Linked DNA regions of Homo sapiens: region 2 is linked to region 1. The links are chromatin loops, found by intact Hi-C in ENCODE. Cell type or tissue: sigmoid colon. All regions are shown on one strand.

What was found. Peaks named below come from ENCODE experiments on the same cell type or tissue, not always from the same donor. Only the 100,000 strongest peaks of a DNase experiment are listed, where the experiment ranks them.
Region 2: a loop joins it to region 1, with 2.0 times the contacts of the local background. A loop is called at or near these places in 5 of 110 quality-filtered maps.

The regions. Positions count from the first base shown.
Region 1 is chr3:12,890,681-12,893,180 of GRCh38, forward strand. All of the region lies in intron 4 of LOC105376956 (a long non-coding RNA gene), which reads left to right. Among named protein-coding and RNA genes, the nearest start is that of LINC02022, 6.7 kb to the left of the region's middle. In sigmoid colon, a CTCF peak has its summit at 1,501; no DNase peak of the experiment used is centred here; H3K4me3 peaks cover 375 bases.
Region 2 is chr3:12,966,658-12,969,157 of GRCh38, forward strand. The region is part of intron 1 of IQSEC1 (IQ motif and Sec7 domain ArfGEF 1); the gene reads right to left. Among named protein-coding and RNA genes, the nearest start is that of LINC02022, 83 kb to the left of the region's middle. RefSeq lists silencers at 797-846, 957-1,376 and an enhancer at 1,527-1,606. In sigmoid colon, no CTCF peak of the experiment used is centred here; DNase peaks (open chromatin) are centred at 654 and 1,214; H3K4me3 peaks cover 1,791 bases.

The sequences.
Region 1 (2,500 bases):
TTTGTCTTAGGTGTCCCTCTAGAGTATTGGCAGAGAGTTGGTGGGTTTTGCTTTGTGGTCTGGGGTAGATGGAATGTATTTGTAGTCTATACCCTAGCTATGACTCACTTTATGGCAGGGAACACTTCTCCACCCTCTGACGCTGGGCTGGGCATGGAGCAAAGTGGTCAATGGGATTGTGGTGCACCTGGCGTGAGCAAAGGTGTGCTATGTGCTTGGGGCCAGGCTCATGCTCCTGCACTCCAGCCTATTGCCATGACCAGGACAGGCCTCGACCGGTGGGGTCAGGAGAATGAGGGATATGTGGAGCAGTCCTAGACCCCCTATGGCTCAGACTGACCCAGTTCTAGACCAGGGGAACCCCGTGCATCTGCAGATGGGGGCTGAGAAATCAGTGCTTGTTTCCTGCACACTTTGGGGTTGCCAGAGAACTAGGGTGGCGGTAGCTTATGGATACAAGGTCTTCAAAGACCTTTCTCTTAGCAGGGGAGCTAGGTATACTTGCATTTTGATGTAGCTGGTGTCTTTGGTTTGTTCTGGAAGGTTGTTTGCCGTTGTGAATTCACTATGTGGAGTATGGCGTCCTCGTGTGGCTTTCATTCTGAAGACTGGTCTGTTCCACTCTCCCTTTTTGGCTTGGTTATTTTTTTTTTTCTGTATTTAGGAAGGCTTTATTTTTGTTCTGGAGCTGTATTAGTCAGTGTTCTCCAGAGAAAACTGAACAAATAGGACAAACACACACACTCACACACTCATGAGGGGATTTATTGTGGGAATTGATTGGTTCATGCCCTTCAGGAGGCCAGGAAGCCCCAGGATATGCCAGTGGCAAGCTGGAAAACCGGAAAGCCCATGGTGCAATTCAGTTCGAGTCCAAAGGCCTAAGAACCAGAACAGCTGGTGGTGTCCCTCTCAGTCCCAGGCCACAGGCCTGAGAACCTGGGGGCTTCTGGTTTAAGACATGGGGTCCAGAGGCCCAAGAACCTGGAGTTCTCATACGCAAGGGCAGGAGAAGGTGGATGTCCCAGGTCAAGCATAGAACAAATTTCCCCTCCTTCCTCCTGTTGGTTGTATCTGGGCCTCAGCAGATTGAAGCAGGCTTGCTCACACTGGCGCGGGTGGCCCTCAGTCAGTCCACTGGGTCAAGTGCTCATCTCTTCCAGAACCCCCCCACAGAAACACGAGAAATCACGTTCTCCCTGCTCCCTGGACATCCCTTAGCCTAGTCAAGCTGACTGCTAAAATGAGCCATCACAAGGGCTGCCTTGGTAATAGTGACTTCTGCTAATGCCCACGGTGCCCGCTTTTCCTAACTGGCCTTGTGCTATCATTGAGCACTGTCAGCTGCAATAAAATCACCCGACTCTCACCTGCTAACAGTGCAGCAGCGGATCGGCTGACTGCCTTTCCCTTTCTCTTCCTTCTCTTCCAGTTTTTTGAATGCGTGGGTGCTTTTCTGGGTTTGGTAGTGCAATCATGCCCTCTTGCGCTGCTAAGGTGAATTGCAGTTCCCGTAATAAAAGATACTTTTAGGTGGGCTTGGTGAATCTTTGACAGCATCTCTGTGATGAGGCCCCCCTCTTAGCTGCTTCTTTCTTGCCCTTCATCACCAAAGCTCCCGGACACCCTTGCGAGGTGCTTCTGGCCCGATGGCCTGTCCAAGTGCTTCCTGTAGCTCTTGCTTAGCAGGCTGCCTTTCTCCTCTCAGGGCGGCTCCCTCCTCCTGCTCTGTGCATCGCGCCTCCACAGGGACCACCCATTTCCTCCGGCTGTGCATCCCCCACTGGCTGCCCCTGGCACCCACCCAGGACCTCCACGGGGACCCCCTCATTCCTTTCCGCTGTGTACCCCCCACCCCTGCACCCCCCCCAGGACCTCCACAGGGACCTTCTATCCCCTCCAGCTGTGCACCCCCCCCACCCCACCCAGGACCTCCAAGGGGACCCTCACCTCCTCCAGCTACACATGCCCCCCTGCCCCTGCATCCCACCCAGGACCTCCATGGGGACTCCCCACCCCGTCCATCTGTGCAGCCCCCTGCCCTTGCACCCTACCCAGAACCTCCATGAGGACCCCCTCAATCCCCTCCCACTGTGCATCCTCCCCTGCCCCTGCACCCCCCCACAACCTCCACAGGGACTCCCCACCCTCTCCTGCTGTGCAACCCCCACCCCTGTACCCCCCTGACAACCTCCACAGGGACCCTCCACCCTCTCCCATTGTGCACCCCCCCACCCCTTCACCCCACCCACAACCTCCACAGGGACCCCCACCCTCTCCCACTGTGTACCCCCCTGTACCCCACCCACAACCTCCACAGAGACTCTCCACCCTCTCCCACTGTGCACCCCCCCAACCCCTGCACCCCACGCACAACCTCCACAGGGACTCCCCACCCTCTCCCGCTGTGTACCCCCCTGCCCCTGCATCTCACCGGCAAGTGATTCTACATCAACTCTGCTGCTCTAAGATGTTGATTTTCCCACTGACCTTTAAGTGA
Region 2 (2,500 bases), 76 kb after region 1:
CCACACCAGGTGCACACGCATCACCACACAAAGCCCCTCACATCCACACTCTGCCACAAACAGCAGCCACACACCCCAGTGCACCCCCAAGTGGCCCTGCCAGGGGCAGAGTACCCGACAGAAGCTGCTGACACACCTGGGACGCCTGTTTGTTCAGGGTCATCCACCCTCACACACACTTGGGGTCTTGCAGACAGGACAGACACATCAATCCAGACATAGGCCCAATGTCTGGAATAGACAGGCCTGCAAGAGGCCTTCCTGGCAGCTCCGGCCCTGCCTGCAGTTGGAAACAGGCACAGACCCGCTGGGCACCCTCCCACCAACTCTCCGCTCTCCCTCCTGCCCCTCACCTCACACCCACACCGAGTCCCACTGTTTCCCTCTCAAGCCCCCAAACTCAAACTCACCCCCACACCAACTTGCACTCCAACAGGCCCTCGATCACACACACACACTCCCATCCTGAGACCCTCCCAGGGCACACACAGCGCTCCTGTCCCAAGGGCGCGTCTCTCTCTCCCACGCACAAACTCGGGTCCTGTTTGCTCTTCTCTCACCCAAACCCACAGTCTGGCGGACGCACCCCGCCCCGCAGGCAGCTTTCTCTCGCACGCCGGGCGCCCGGTCCCGACGGTCACCCGCACTCCCGCACAGGCATCCCCACAGCCTGCGCCAGCCCACCGCTCAGCACCCGGGAAGGCCGCTCGCCCCGCGCCGCGCCCTCACCCGCTGTCAAGCTCTAGCTCCAGAAGGGACTGGGTCCTCTCCGAGTTGCAGTGCAGGCACCACATGGCGGCCGCAGTGGGAGCGGGCCGGGCCGGGAGCCGGGACCCAGGCCCAGCAGAGGCCGCCGACTCCCGCCAGCGAGCCGCCGGATCCCGGGGCCGACACCCGGCCACCCGGAGACCCGACCACCCGCCACGCGATCACGTCGGGGCTCCTGGTCCAGCGTCCGCCGGCTCCCGCGGCTCCGGCCCCAAGTCCGAGCCCCAGGCCAGCCAAGCCCGCCCCTCCGCCGCCGCCCGCTTGGCGCAGCGCGAGGCCGGGCCGGAGGAATGTGGCCCTGAAGTGGGCGGGGCAGGGCGGGGGCGGGGCCGGAGGGCGAGCTGGGGGCGGGGCCGGAGGGCGAGCTGGGGGCGGGGCTGCGCGCGGGGGCGAGACTGCACGGAGCGTGTGGGGAAGAGAGCACAGGAGGCGTGGCCACACGGCGCCGCGGAAGAAGCACAGGGGGCGGGGGGTCAGGGGCGGGGCGTCAGGGGCGGGGCTACGCGCAGGGGCGGGGCCGAGCCGAGGCGCGGGGTGCAGAGCGCAAGGGCGGAGTCCCAGACACTGCATCCAGGTCCCAGCGCGCGAAGCCTCTGTTCTGGAAGGAGGACTTTGCGCAGCCCCTCCAACACTGGCGCCTCCCGGGAGCCATGTCTTCCTCTCCAGCGTGTAACCACAACAAATGCACAGCGCCAAACCCCCAACCAGAGCCTACTCCGCTGATGCCTACTCAACATCTGCCTATCCCGATTTTGCCTTCAGTTTATAAAACCTGGCCTTTGCCTGCCTGGACCGAACCGTGTGGTTCTGGGGCTCTGATGCGCCCCAGAGAAGGGAATGGGCCCTATCCTGAGGTTGGTACCACCCTTTTGGCGGCTTTTTGGGGGAAGATCTAATGGAAAGTTGCTTCTTTCTCCCTAAGCCCACCCAGCCCCCTACCCTTTCTCCACCCAGAGACACCCTTCAAGCACCTATGACAAGCTTAAAGTAATACTAATTAGCACTTTAGAGTTCTTTAGTGATAGTTGGCCTTCAAGGCAACATTGTGAAGTAGGTGGAGTTACCCCTGGCCTCATTTTACCAATGAGTAAACTGAGGCTCAGCTTAACTGGGCCAACTAAGAGACGGCTTCCCTCACTCTTTCCTCCTCTCCCAGGCTCTTCCTACTATGAGCGCTCATGGCTTGCAGTCCTCCATTTGTATGTTTACTTGTTTATTATCTGTCCTTGGGCTCCATGAAGGCAGATACAGTGCCCAGCGCCCACACCTGTGGAATGCCTAGACGTGGTTGGGAGACAGCAAGCAGATATGGAACAATCAAAACCCCACCTGTCCTGGGCCACCCACCTACAAGTCCATCTCCTGGAGGGCCAGGCAGCTGGCAGGCCTACGGGAGTCAGGAAGCTGCAAGAAGCCATCAAGGCAGGGGCATTGTCTTGTGCCCTTCTGAATCTTTCATTTGGAGGGGGACAGTGAAGGAAGGGGGCTGAGGTGGCCCAGCTTGCAGCAGAGGAGGGCAGCCCCTAAAGCCAGTTTAGAGCACCTGGGTTCCCAGGCAAGAAGCTGAGCAGGAGCCCAGTGCCCCTTATGCCAGTTTAGAGCACCTGGGTTCCGAGGCAAGAGGCTGAGCAGGAACCCAGTGCCCCTTCACTGCCCATCTCCACATTCCTCTTCTCAGCTTCCCATGTTTTCTTTGCTCTGTTAAAAATAAATGAAGACACAGAATGGGGGG